Regions from separate parts of the Homo sapiens genome. Here region 2 is linked to region 1. Evidence: chromatin contacts called from ENCODE Hi-C or POLR2A ChIA-PET data. All regions are on one chromosome and are shown on one strand. The core of a region is the stretch at or near the end of the contact, and the rest is flanking DNA. Distances in the headings are between cores, read along the strand shown.

The links. A loop is a pair of places that touch in the nucleus more often than their neighbours do. ChIA-PET counts read pairs that join two places held with the same protein, here RNA polymerase II (POLR2A).
Region 2: a loop to region 1 is called in a map of gastrocnemius medialis, with 3 times the contacts of the local background. The contact joins the promoter of CD36 here to the promoter of SEMA3C in region 1. A Hi-C loop is called at or near these places in 1 of 168 maps with a recorded cell type or tissue (gastrocnemius medialis). POLR2A ChIA-PET finds 5 or more read pairs at or near these places in 1 of 52 experiments (AG04450).

What each region holds. Positions count from the first base shown.
Region 1 is chr7:80,914,296-80,921,669 of GRCh38, reverse strand. SEMA3C (semaphorin 3C) reads left to right here and starts at 2,619. Exons shown (of 18, transcript NM_006379.5): 1 at 2,619-2,842; 2 at 4,851-4,991. The coding sequence starts at 4,889. RefSeq lists a silencer at 2,353-2,482 and an enhancer at 3,030-3,099.
Region 2 is chr7:80,635,835-80,643,208 of GRCh38, reverse strand. It overlaps CD36 (CD36 molecule (CD36 blood group)), which reads right to left and starts at 4,567. Exons shown (of 15, transcript NM_001001548.3): 1 at 4,463-4,567.

The sequences.
Region 1 (7,374 bases), core at 1,370-3,869:
TGTAATTAGTGCTCTCTAAATTTAGTTGTGCCACTACTCCTGTAGATCCATTTAGTGTCCCCCTTACCGAAAACAGCGTTCTCAATTAGCTGTTGTTTTCCACTTGTAAGGACAGTCAAAGCTGAAGTCTTAAAAAAGTGGTAGTGCCCAGAAATGTTTCTTAGGCAAGTCTTGTTTTGTCAAGGTGTTTTAAGCAGTGTGGGGAAATGTGGGCAGAGATTAATCTTAGGGGCTTCTAGTGCCACTGTTAAAATTCCACTCTGTGGCCTAAGTCTCTGGCAAGCATGAGCACTGTGTCCTTGCGCTTGAATCTATCTTGGCTAAAGCCTATCAGTATTTTTATGATTCATTTTGAGGTGTGGCCAACTGTAAACGTCTCAGAGCTAAGCAAATACCATTAAATCCCAGGAGCACATTGAAAAGAGGTTTATTTGAGCAATATTGAGGGAATTTCGGCACAAATTTCATGGGCTGTGATTAAATCTAAGCTATTTGTCAAGGCCTCCAAACCCCTGAATGTGTAACAGATTGAGCTAATTCATTGGTGTTTGTAAATTGAGTTTGGAATTAAGCTCCTTTGTAAATACACCGTTTGAGATGCATTTCATCTTGCAACTCTTTATCGTGGTTTTCTCAAACTTAAAATGTATAAACGAATTCCATCTTACGTGAATTTGCTGATCAATTTCTAACAGCTCCACATTTCTAAATTAATTTAATCCACACACTCATCTTTCTAATGATTTATTCTTCTCCCTGCTTAATATATAAATGCCGAATGAGATATCAGAAGGAGGATAATAGTGGAGAGTATATAACCTGGATCTTACTCAGTTTCAGAAGTATTTCAGAGAAGCACGCACAGTGCTTATTCACATTGACATCTGGATTTTAATATTGTCAGTTTTTGGGGGGTTAAATTCCTTATTACAAATTTATGTCAAGGATCTTCTCACGCATCATCACAAAAAATAATTTTAACTGTTGTTACTATATTAATTTTTTGACGTTTGGAGATAATATTAGCCCTGGAATAGTATTTTTGAACTCATAAATTTGCATTATTTGACTTGATCCTTCGTTCCTTGACTATGCAGCGTGAGTCTGAGACACGTGTATGTTTACTGAACACAAGAGGTGGGCCCCAGACACATGAAAGATGTGTCTCACTCACCTCTTCCTCCTACCTGAGATTTCATTCAACTTTCCCACTGAACAATGATTTTGCACCCCCAGAGGGGTTTTCTATGATACAGTTTATAAGAATTTAATGATTGTTTCATTATGTGAATTGTCAGGTATAAGGTGGAGATATTACACTCCACGTTCCTTCTGTAGAGTGACATCTGCTGGGCTGTGCCCCACAGTGATTTTAAGCAAGTGCCTGCTTGTTTTATGGGGATCAAAGCTCATTTCTCCCGATGTTTAAACATCTAGTTTATTGTGGTCCGGAGAAGTAATTTTCACTTAAACATCAAAGTCAGTTCCAGAGTTTAACGAGTGTACCTGAAAGTAATGCTGGAAAAATACCTCTGATGTATTTCTGTAGATGTGTGGTTATGGCAATCTGTTGGCATAACTCAGAACAGCCTCTCCACATAGAATTGTCAAATAATTTCTTCGTGTAATTATGTTTGGGAGTATGGTTGGGGACAACGTACTGGATATGAGTCAACGTGGAGGGGTCAACAGAATTACTGCTTTCAGGGCATTAAGGAAACTCAATAGGAAACAATACCCATTAAAAGGATACACTTGTGCAACAAGATTGTCGTTTATCTTGACCTGTTTTAGAAAACACGCAACAGAGGCCCGGCGCGGTGGCTCTCGGCACTTTGGGCGGCTGAGGCGGGCGGACCATTAGGTCAAGAGATCCAGACCATCCTGGCCCTGTCTCTACTAAAAATACAAAAATTAGCTGGGCGTGGTGGTGGGAGCCTGTAGTCCCAGCTATTCAGGAGGCTGAGGCAGGAGAATCGCTTGAACCCGGGAGGCGGAGGTTGCAGTGAGCCATGATCACACCACTGCACTGCACTCCAGCCTGGCGACAGAGTGAGATTCCCTCTCCAAAAACAAAACAAAAAACAAAAAACAAAAAACAAAAAAAAAACGCAGCAGAATAAGGACAAAACTCACGTCCTTTTAAAAACGCATCTCTTTGCCTTAAAAGGCTGCAGTGATCCTTCCCTGGCAAAAATAAAAAACCACAACTGCTTTGCACTTTGATATTTACGGCCAGGCAAAGCCTGTGTAAGTCTTCGAGAGCCGCCGGCAACAAAAACCGTGGAGCGCACCCAGCAAGTTGCTCACTCCGCCGCGGACTGCGAAAGGAGCAGGGTTGCGGAGCTAGGGCTCCAGCCTGCGGCCGCGCATTCTTGCGTCTGGCCAGCCGCGAGCTCTAAGGGTCGGCCCCGCCCGGTCCGCCCCCGCGGCTCCCTGCCAGGCTCTCGCGGGCGCGCTCGGGGTGGGGCCTCGCGGCTGGCGGAGATGCGGCCGGGGCTGCGCGGTGGTGATGCGAGCCTGCAGGGCGGCGCGCCGGGGCAGCCGGAGCCGCGCGCCGCGGCGCTGTAATCGGACACCAAGAGCGCTCGCCCCCGGCCTCCGGCCACTTTCCATTCACTCCGAGGTGCTTGATTGAGCGACGCGGAGAAGAGCTCCGGGTGCCGCGGCACTGCAGCGCTGAGATTCCTTTACAAAGAAACTCAGAGGACCGGGAAGAAAGAATTTCACCTTTGCGACGTGCTAGAAAATAAGGTCGTCTGGGAAAAGGACTGGAGACACAAGCGCATCCAACCCCGGTAGCAAACTGATGACTTTTCCGTGCTGATTTCTTTCAACCTCGGTAAGCTAAATTGGTCATTTTCCGCATTACAGATTTAGCAAAGTATAACTTTTTTGGCCTGTATATTGATTTTTCATACATTGGTATGCTCAAGCCTGGACATTTTCTTAAGAACACACGCGGTTTGTCAGGGAAGCTTTCCCCTTGCTGAGAGCCCTGCTCGAGTTGTTTCTTTAGGCGGTGACACCTGCGGAGAGTTTCAAGTTGAGTATTACAGTGCCTTCAAAGGCAAAATTGCTCCAGAGGAGATAAGAGAATTCTTTTCTTAATGTGTTGTTAGTTTGCGATCAGCAGAAGTGAAAACACCAAGAGGAACGTCTGTGTCTGAGTTAAAGGGAAGAAGTTGTAAGATACTGTTGGGGAGGCGGGGGTGTATTTAAGACACTTGGCTTTCAGTCTTTCACTCCTCATCACTAGGTGGGATGTAAATCAAATTGCCCTGTAGACTATCTTCGTTTCACCTGCCATTGTATCACCAGTATTCTTTGCAATTGGTTGTATATGTACTTTTGGGAGAAACATATAAGGTAAGATACCAATATGTAAAAAAAATGTGTAAATAATATCAACTTGCTCAGTAAACATAACAAAGGTTAGGCATATTAATAGTTTTTTTCTTTTGGCTTTAACTATGAAGTCAACAGAACCAAGGGGTAAATTACTGAGGGAAAGTCACCCATAAAATCAGTTTCTTTCTAAGTTAATTTAGGGATGACAGGGTGAAGAGGTTGTGGAAGCAGGAAGAAACTGTTTCTTTTGAAAATTACCAACACAAACATCTCTAGAGTTTCCTCCATCTGTGTGGTAAAAGAAGCGTACAATTTCATTTCTAACTCTCATAACATATGCACCACCTAGGAAATCTACTTACAATTTTTGTTTAAAATTGCATATTCCATTTAATTCTTTTTATTCTGTATTAATGAAGCTGTCTTTTTCAGTTGTTAGTGGTTCTTACAAAGAATTTAATAATTTTGACTATGAAATTTTAATTTGAAAAGCCAAATAATGAAGATCAGCATTGTTGTAACCTGTAAAAATAAATTTCTTTACTGGACTCTTGGGTCACTTTATTGTGTAATTATGGTAGAAGCAAAATGATTGTGTTTCTTTAATGGTCCTGAGTTTATTTTACATGATGTAGCCACTAGAGCTCCTGTAGGTTTATGGTAACACATTATCTGGTCTTCCTTGGGATTCAGATATTAGTTAATAGCATGTACCAATTTTATATCTATAGTTTGAAGCAGTGACACCTGTCTCTTTGATTTATCTTTGGGAATTTTGACAGCCCACATTCTGGTTGATTTATTTAAAATATGCATTGGTGGATACATGGCTCACTGGATTGCTCACCACTAGGTCATTGGTTTGAATTTGGCACTAGTCCATGGTTACTTCAACTGCATCATTTAACAACTGCCTGTTGGTCATCTGGATAAAATGGCAGATAACTGATTCCAGTGACTTCAGTGATCCAGGATTGAGCACACATAGATTTATGTAAGGAAACACCACTTCCAGAGACAATTACTCCAAAAGAGCTAATGACTATTGAAGTGAGTAGGTACACATGAATGCTCATGTGAGATTTTGCTGCTGCTGTTACGTTAGTGGGGGGAAAGAGTTCTCATCCAGTAATATTCTTTTAGCTCAATTCTATTCAAGTCTTTTTAATGTAATGGATTTCTAGAGAGAAGATCCGTTAAAATATTGGGCTTTCCTTTGGGTATCAGTGTTTTTCTTCACTGCTTTGTTCTGTTTTGATGGTAGCATCAATTTGCTGGAAGATGAAAGTTTCTCTTGTTGCAAAGACTTCCAGACACAAATGAATCAAATCCACATTTTCACATCTGAGAAGCAAAGACACAGCACCTCCTACTGTTTGCATTACTGTAAAAGTTCAGATGGTTCTTTTGTGAATAGGGTGTTTTGTCTAGATTGCTGTTTTTTCCTACTCCTAAAATGTGAAATGAGATATAACAAACATGTTGTCTCTCTCTTAAAGGTATTTTCCCTTGGATATTAACTTGCATATCTGAAGAAATGGCATTCCGGACAATTTGCGTGTTGGTTGGAGTATTTATTTGTTCTATCTGTGTGAAAGGATCTTCCCAGCCCCAAGCAAGAGTTTATTTAACATTTGATGGTAAGAGAGTTGATAAACACTCTGGGAAAAATGTTATTTTAAGTTTTGTTATCTTCCTTATCCAGATTCAGAAATTAAGAGTATAAATATTACTGGATATTAATTTTAAAAATATTTACTGGGCTGCGTTTTGGAGGACAATAGCTATTTTAAATGATTGGTTAATAGACAAAGATCCTCTGTTGGATTTGAGGTATTTATGAAAATGCTTATAATATATGCTGCTTTTTGTAAAATAATTCTTCTGTGCTTGCCTGTGTACTCACAGAGGAGATGGGCACGAGCTCAAAGCCTAGCATCTTTGATCTTACTGTTCACCTGGTAATGTTAAGAAATTGCCCCTTTGTGCTAATCCTCAGCAGCAGAGAGAGCTATGCAGGTTCAATTACTAAAAAATTCTCCCAATTAATTTTTTGGGCATTAGTCTCAAAACTGGTTACTCCGTGTGTTGTTCTAATGGTGTTTCTTCTTTTTCCACAAGGATTTCCTGAGATTGGCATAGTCCCCTAATTAATTGAAAAGGACCTAAAAGAATAATTGGAAATATGCTTTTGATGGTTGTTGTATACAAATGTTCTCAGAAGCTTAGGGAAATGGGTGTGATTTCAGATTTTCACATACATAAAAGGTGCAAGGTCTTCTGAGGGAATGGTTTGCATGAGCTTTAATGTATATAGTTCAAAGGACTTACAGATGAATGAATTTGGTTAGTCAAGTAACCCATACTAATTGGACAGATGGAGCAAGACATGGATGAGGAACACCATCCTGCCAATCAAGGTCATTTATAATTTTATTACTTCTTTCAACTCTGCATAAACTTTAGTGTCATTGCAAGTACTTTTTCTTTCATTTGATAAACAATATATTCTCAGACCTTTCTATAGCAGAGTGTCTCTGAAACTTTGTCTCAAATTCCTTTTTTTTTTTTTTTTTTTGAGACAGTGTCTCACGCTGTCACCAGGTTGGAGTGCAGTGACACGATCTCGGCTCACTGCAGTCTCCACCTCCCAGGTTCAAGCCATTCTCCTTCCTCAGCCTACCCAGTAGCTGGGATTACAGGTGCGTGCCACCACACCGAGCTAATTTTTGTATTTTTAGTAGAGACGGAGTTTCACCATGTTGGCCAGGATGGTCTCGATCTCCTGACCTTGTGATCTGCCCGCCTCCGCCTCCCGAGGTGAGCCACCACGCCTGGCCTCAAATTTCAAATAGCAGAATGACTGACACTTGCCAGTCAAATGGCTGTCCTTTTTTTCTTTTTAAGTCACCAGTGCTTTCCCCAAGGTTGTCATAAGCACCGAAGGAGCCATATTTGGAACTTAGAATGTGTGAGCTTCTAATTGCTTCCTTAGCCTCCATGCAAGGCATTTCCCCTTAAAACCCATAGCTATGCAGTTAAGTTGTGAAGAATGGAAAAACAGACCCTTTGAGGTATCCTTTTTAGCCCCTTAATTACTAAAGCATCTTACAGACTACCCACACTTTTCCTCCCAAGTTAGAACTATGAAATACGTTTTCAAATAAAAGAGAAAGGGCATTAAGAAGTAGTGCAATTTCCCCTCTATTTTCTATATTTCTCCTAGTATATATAGAGATGGAGTGACCTAATAGATTAGATGTCTCTACCTGCTTTCTTTTCCATTACATGAAAATTAATCCAAACTAATGTAAATATCAACAAAAAGTGTGTTACTAGAGATAATGAACCAATTCTGTATTTGAAAAAGCAATTGCAATTCATATTTTACAGAAGGAAATTACATAGTATAATCTTTTAGAACCAGACTTCAGAACTGTGTAAGACAGTGACAGCTATGCTATACAGTGACTAGAAGTAATGATGGGATTTAAAATAATATATGCCTAATATTTTAAATGCACTCAAACTTAAAACAGATTCTTGCAGAATAAGACTTGCCTTGATTTGTAACTTATGTAGAATATGACATGAGTTGTTGATCTCAAAGTTCTATAATTCCTGATATTTTGTTCTTCTCAGGTGTATTACTGGTACTCTTAGGAAGTGAGAGAAAAACAGAGCAAATAATCAGAGAGATAGAAAATCACTTGTTTTGAATACTGTTTAAAAGAGATGTATCAACAGTGAGAATACATCTAATAAAATTGCACGATTGGTAACTCAATAATTTTAAACATTCCTACAATGAACTACATAGACAAGTTATAGGGAAAGTATCAGGCGAAAACAGTTGTCAAAATGTACAAATTTTAAACCTTGGTTCAATACAGTTTTCTTAGGAGATTTCACAGTGTACCTGCTTGAAATGCCTGTTCAAATTTATTATTATTTAAAGTTTCTCATTAGTCAAATGATGACTCATTGACTATTGTACCAAGTAGGTTTTTAAGTTTCCTCCAA
Region 2 (7,374 bases), core at 3,318-5,817, 280 kb after region 1:
ATTCTTCTTTATTCAATCAAGTAGCTCCATGCACTACAGAGAAGAGTTTCTGCAAGGGGTAAAGAGTTCCAACAGTAACCACTGAAGAAACCAGGGAGTAGTGCATGCGCTCCAATGGCTCCCTCTCTAGACCTGAAAACTGATTAGTATAACTTCTATGGACTCTGAGCCTAGATATGTTGAGCAATGGACAGGCCTGGGTACTGCCTAGCTCTGTCTGCTTTGAACTTAAAACTGAAGTGAGATAGTGTACACATCCCACTGCTGTAGAGTCACATACATTAGAAAACAGAAGTATCAAGTAATTTATTCTGTTGAATTCTATGGTTAGACAGTTCTCAATCTAACATTGGTCAGGATGATATACAAGCAAAATTACAAGTATTAATCTAACAAAACTTCAATCCATGTGCTGATATTTTGAAAAAAGAGCTAGACAAACTGAACTTGTCTATTTGTTCAAATTTTCAACTGATTGATTGCCTCTTATTACTTTAAGTTTCTACCTTTTTCCTAAGAATAGGCAAAATACGTGACACTAGTTGGGTTCATTTATTATCACTCGGTGCCTTGACACCATGAGTAATGAAGTATTGTTATTATAATCATACTCTATCCTTAAGCTGCATATGACAAAATTATAATTAGTTTTATTCACCTGAGGCAAAGGAGAACCACCCATACTACGTAAGACGTGCACCAAATACAAAAGAGAAAAGTTCATGTTAAATAGCACATGTAGTCACACAGCTTTTCCACCTATATTTATCTTCAGAGAAAGAATGTAGTTTGTCTCCACCATTCCACCAAATTTAGCTGTCTAAAGCATAAAAAAATTTGGGTTATGCTTACTCAGTTTTCTTAATAACACAACTCCTTATATATGAAAATAGGTAATTAATTTCATTTGCTAATTGTAGATTAAATTTTATTCTTTACTAATTGTTACTTGTCCTTTATAAGAAACAGACAAGATATTGATACTGTATCGGTAATAATTTACTTCCTGCTTAAAATACTTAAATTTAGAAAGCCAAGATACAGAAAACTAATTGAGACTTGTATAAAGAAGAAAGGGAAAATAAGAAGACGTGTTTTAATAGGCAACTAATTACATGCCTTTCTTGATTCTATAGGCAGCTCAGTTGCCTTCTGTCCAGTTTATAGATTATAAATCCTATTCCTTTTGTAGAATTCATGAGTGGACCCTATTCCGTTGGGTCATCTTTGAAAGAGGGAGGAAAAATATAACTTTTTTTTTTTTTTGGTTATCAGGTCAACAGTGTTTCTGTAATGAACTTTTAAGCAAAATACCCTCCCACTATATTGGGAACCCAGTAGAAACAGAGACTAAGCTTTTTGCAAAGCCTGCATTAGACTGAGATATAAGAAGCCTCTTCAGTAAACAGTTTAGAACATTAGAGCAAGTCCCCAGAGCATCTATAATTAATCCCTTGTGTTTATAAAGCTGTGTTCCCTTGGAAACTCCACCCAGAAAAGGCATGGCCCTGAAGTAACATCTGCTGGGATGTAAACTATGAAATTTGAAAAGTTTTAGATTTCCAGGGTACTTGTACCATAGACACTTGCCAGACCTAAATGACATTTTCTTACTGATCAGTAGATTGCTAAAATTTCTTTTTTTTCTATCTATAAGCCTTCCTCCCACTTTTTCTTAGGATAGAAAACCAGACCACACTCTTGTTTTCCATTCTCTTGATACAGAGAGTTTTCCTTACCTAAAAAATACAGCATCTGTCCATAAAATCTAGTTTTTGGAGGACTTGGGGGAATTCATTCAACGGTTTGCATGAGTATAGAAGTTAGTTTTTAAAATTACTTTTTTCACATTATCATAACTATGTATGTTTATAAAGACACAGTTCCCTATACATGAGTAAAAATGTAGATTCAAATTCAAGGTAGTAGAAATGGGTGTAAAACAATCATTTAACTATGATTATGTTTCATCAACATAAGGTCATTAGGTCATTCTTTATAAAATCATGTTTAGAGATAGAATTCTCCTTTCAAGGTAAATTTTATGCACAATACCAATATAAAAGATAGTTCAAAGAAGAGTTATTTGGTAAAAGAAAGGAGCAGAAACTGTGCCTCTTCCCTTTCCCAGTCACGCTTCACTTGGGCTCTGAGTCATCTCCAAAGAACCCATGGGCTCCACAAGTAATTTTCAAATAACTGGACTATGAGATCTCCAGAATCTTATCTTACTGAAATTATCTCATGTCCATTTCTATCCTATCAGAATATATGATGGTAAAAATGTAAAATAGGAAAAAACTTGATAGACATCTGTAATATAAAATAATTACATACTTCTCAAATATTGCAATTTGTAACTTGTTTTGATGGTAGTCTTTAAAAACTAATGCAATAAATACATTGGACTTTATATATTATACTTGGGATCCTTCTAGAAACAAGTCCCGTCTTTTAAAGACTTATGAACCAGGGATTACTGTAGGTTTGAAATTATTCCCTTAAGTTCATACTGACTTAAAGAGTATTATCTAGACCCATTCTTAATTTTTGAACCTTAGACAAGAATGCTAATGTCTTTTTTCCACACCCCAAATTCTACTATAAACAGACACTATAAAGTTTGTAATGCCAAAAATGCTGGACCTTGAAGCCAAGAAATGTAGATTCAGTTCTGGGTGTTAGTATTGAAGTTTGTCTGTGATACAGTTTTCTCTAAAATGAGTTTACTTACATCAAATAAGGTTGCAAGTATTAAATGAAGTAAAATAATATATATTTATATTGTAGAAAATGTTATTGTTATTTTGAAATATTACTATGAAGTATCATTTCAAACCATAACAGTAAAGTGTTATTTCATATTGGCCAAGTGTTTTAAAAATCTAATAAATGTGTATATTTTACAAAAGTAGAAATGAGTATTTGCAAAATAGTTAGATTATAATGAAATGTGATCATATATGTATGGAATTAAAATATGCAAATGGAAAGACAGCTACTAGTTTAGAACAATGCTACTTGCAAGTTTCAGACACATCTTGGGCCAGTGAACAAAAACATCTTCTGATTAGATGCAAGGATACTTACAGAATTAAGTATCTGATAGTTACAGAATTATCTTAAACTTTCCTTTTCAGGAAACACACAGGAAATACACACACATGCAGGGTTCAAATGTGTTAAAGTAAACAAGGTTAAAAAAATTCCTTAAAAAAATAGGGTGGCAACTATAACTTCCAAGGTAAATTCCAAATTCAGTACACTCTGTGCAAGTACCTCCAGTTGTAATTAATATTCTTCCCAGGCTAACCCATTATCTGATGGTTCTCTGTTTGGTTTATTGTTCTGGTTCACTAATGAGTCTGGGAAATTAAATGATTTCTACTTTAGTTCTTATTTTCTTGTAAATTCCAAAGGACCACTGGACTTTCTATATAACAAACATTTTTAAATATTTCATTTTGGCTTCCTTGTGAACCAATATTTAAAGCAATATTTTTTAGCTTCAACACACATTACTGACTTCAAACCACACAGAAAAAGACTAAAAAGTACATGCAAATCTTTACAAAACAGGTTTCAATATGCTACTTGATGATTTCAGAAACTGGGATGTACTCTAGAGAATTTATGCCATTTACAGTTATTTATAATTTTAGTTAATGTATAATTAATTTGAGGCTTTTACTTAATTCCTCCAAATTGATTTCTCCTTTACTTCAACTTGGCATCATCATCTAATAATTCAGTACTATTTGTAATAAGCTTCCTGAATCGAAAAAAAATTAACTTTATTTTTATTCTACTAATTTACACTAATTAAATTTCAGATTATTTAAAAGTAATATACTTTGCTATTCCCAGTAACAATGACAATATCTTTGTTCATTACAGAAAAGAACTTAAAAAGCACATATCCAAAATACACATTGCATTTGATCATGTAGAGCAAGTCAGGTATACCAAAAGTTGTGCAATTCAGATTGAAAATTAAACAAGCTAATGACTCTGTAAAGTAATAGTTAATAATTGCATATTAGACAACATGTTGACATAAGAGCTGTAAGTCATTTATAACATCTAACCTCATTATATTGGTCTGCAGTATAATGATCTTCATCATTTAAACATCATGTATAAATAGCCTAAGTATAAAATGAAAGTTTTATAATAATCCAAATTGGATTATAAATCACTTTAAATATTAACTTATACATACGACATGAAATGCCATTGGGTATGGTTTAAGCATAAAATATAGGAAGGTTGATAACTTGAAAATAATGCAAACCTGATTTTTAGATAAAGCCTAGTGACTAAGAAAACAGTTACTACCTTTTTTCCTGTCCTCCTATATAACTTCTTAGGAGTATTTATACAGTAGTGTCACCTCCCGTCATCTGGGTGATGGGAAAAATCCCTTAATCTTTTTTATTTAAAGAAAAATCATACAACTTACCTTTAAAATGGCTAAGAAGGATTTTTCAATCAAATGCTCCAACATTTGGACAATTCTTAATAGGATCAAATGGTATTCTGCAGGAAAGTCCTACACTGCAGTCCTCAGTACATAAATGCGTGAGAGTTTAAATATGCAACCACACCCCCTCCCCCCCCCAAAAAAAGAGAAGAGAAAGCACTCTACAGTGTCAGATCCCAGTGTGTGGTTTGTTGCCAGAGGAATTGAAAGAAAAAAAAAATCCCCCACACAGCACATTACTGATATGGCTAATAAGGGTCTATTTTTATGTTCTGGTGAAGACCCATTACCTATATCTGAGATATTCAGCATTTTTTTTTTTTTTGGCTATTTCCCATCCAAGTAAGTCAGAGGCCAGAAAAACAAAAGGAACTGACTTGCTGAGTTTCCCCTAACATATTCTCAGATGCTGAACTGAGACCGCTGGTGGAAATAGTAAATTTGGAAGAATAATCATATTCTCACTTCCCTGTCTTGACTGAGCTTGCGAAACTTATTTTATTAAGTTTAAATTTAATGTACTTTTTTATACAGCGTAATTCTGAAATACTGTGAGACTAATAATTCTGAAAACAATTGGAGACTGTCAATCAGCAAGGATGACAAACTGACTTAAAAAAAGGAAACAGCCTATTGTTCTAGCTGGAAGTTCTTAACTGTTTATCATTTTCTGTTAGTTTTGCAAAAATTTCATGATCACAGCACAGTGCTCCTACAAAAAATAAACTCTTTAAATTTCTTCAACCAAAATATGTCTAAGTAGAATTACTATTGAGGATAATCTTTAGTACTTAAGTCACTTTCAAAAAAAAAAAAAGCATTATGTTGATATTGAATCAAAATAGAAGGCCTTGCACTTTGGGGAAAGAACCTTCACTATCAAGACCCTGTTCTTATAAAGAAATTCTCAGAATCATACAGGAAAACCTTCACAGGGTTAACCTGGCATGTATTTGATAGGAGAGCTGGATAAATGCATTCAAACAACCTTAGAAGTAAAGTAACCTAAGAATACCAGACAGAAATATATTTAGTTCATTAGGTCATATTTAAACCAGTCCTTAAGTTAGAATGCTCGTGCTGTCCTTTTTGGGCATGTGAGGCACACAACGAATCCTTTCATTTGCAAGCAGTGCCATACAACTGAAAAAAAAAACCCCAAACACTCTTTTCTCCTCAAGAATTTTTTTTCCCCAGGGAAGTTTTTACTGACATATTTATTTAAAAAATAAGTCATAAAAATATTGTAAGTCTATTACTTTTTTTTCAAATCTCAGACCACTTAATTAGGATAAAGTAGAAATGACCATGTGCAATCTCTTTATAATTTATGCTTTCAGTTAGAAAAGAATAACTCACAGTGATTTCATGAAACTTAAGAAGGTAATTCCCTTAAATAACTGCGACCTTTTATCTTGGTGGCACGATATAAAATGGTAGTATAAAGACATATTATTTTGGTTAAGAATATCTATTTTGTAGATAGCTGTTTTGTATTTAAGCTAATTTATTTCTCAACCTTAATTCTCACACACTCACACTCTAATATGACAATTCAGAAAAAGATTACCAACGAAAGGGTTCAGATAAGACCTGTTTAAAAGAGCATATTTTAAAGATATTAAAAGACTAAAGTATAATGAAAATATGATCGCAATTAGAGAAAGATTATTTCAGAAAAAATACATGCAAAATAGATGCCTAAGTTGACATTAAACTTACTTGGGTATTATTTAATCAGTAGCCTAATGCCATTCAAATCTGCTGTCACTGGAGAGGAAAATGTCACAGAGTCCCATGAGCAGTCCAAAGAATCAAATTTACATTCCCAGAGACAGCTGTTAAGTGTTCAATCCCATAGACAACAGTTCCTGAGTAGCTTAGCATACAAGATCTGAAAGCACACAGCTGAGTCAAATCTGCAACTGTGGATTTTTAGAAAAATATAGACCTTAAACAATAACATAGCAAAATGCTGTACCCATTTTAAAGTAAAGAGTGTTGGGGTTTTCATTTTTTTAAAGACTATGCACCCACCATATTTTGAAGGGATGTGTTTTATGTGAGCATATACCTTGCTTTATGTAAATCCACTATAACACTGGATTAATTTATTAGAATGACAGGATATAATTTTCAATCTACTTCAGTCAGTTTAGACAATTCTTTGGAAATTCTTTTTTTTTTTTTTTTGCAAGAGATCACATAGGGTTAGAAATTGGAAGGATGTAAGTTTAAATCCTCAGGCTACCGGGCCCTAGTTATATTGACTTGTAATTGGAAGTTAACTGCTTGTTCTTCTTTTTCCAGATTTATCAAGGTATGAATCATTTTGACATGTGTATACACTGTAAAATGATTGCCATAATCAAGTTAATTAACATTCATTGCTCTCATTTTCATAATCAAAGAATAGAGAAAACTAAATAAAAGAGTAATAATAAGAGCTAAGAGATGAGTAGTGTACAATACTTGACAGGAGCCTGAAAATTTCTAGGCACTCAACACTCCCCATTTCATCACCCCCACTTCCTACAAGCCTCCTCCCCTCTCCGTTCTCTGCTTTATTTTCCACAGGTCACTTATCACCATCGAAGAAATTCTGCCAATTGACTTTTGTTTTTGCCCTGTCTTTGCACCTGCTAGAATGTTGGGTTTTTGCAGAGGGGGATGCTTGTCTGTTTAATTCACCACTGAACTTTGCACCTGCCTTTGCACTTGCTAGAATGTTGCGTTTTTGAGGAGGGGGATGCTTGTCTGTTTAATTCACCACTGAACCCCTATAGTACAGAATAAGCTCATAGTTGGTAATAAGTTGAATAAACAGACACACACAAGACTATTATAACCATCATAATGCTTTACAAGTAGTGAGAATGAGTGGAAATGAG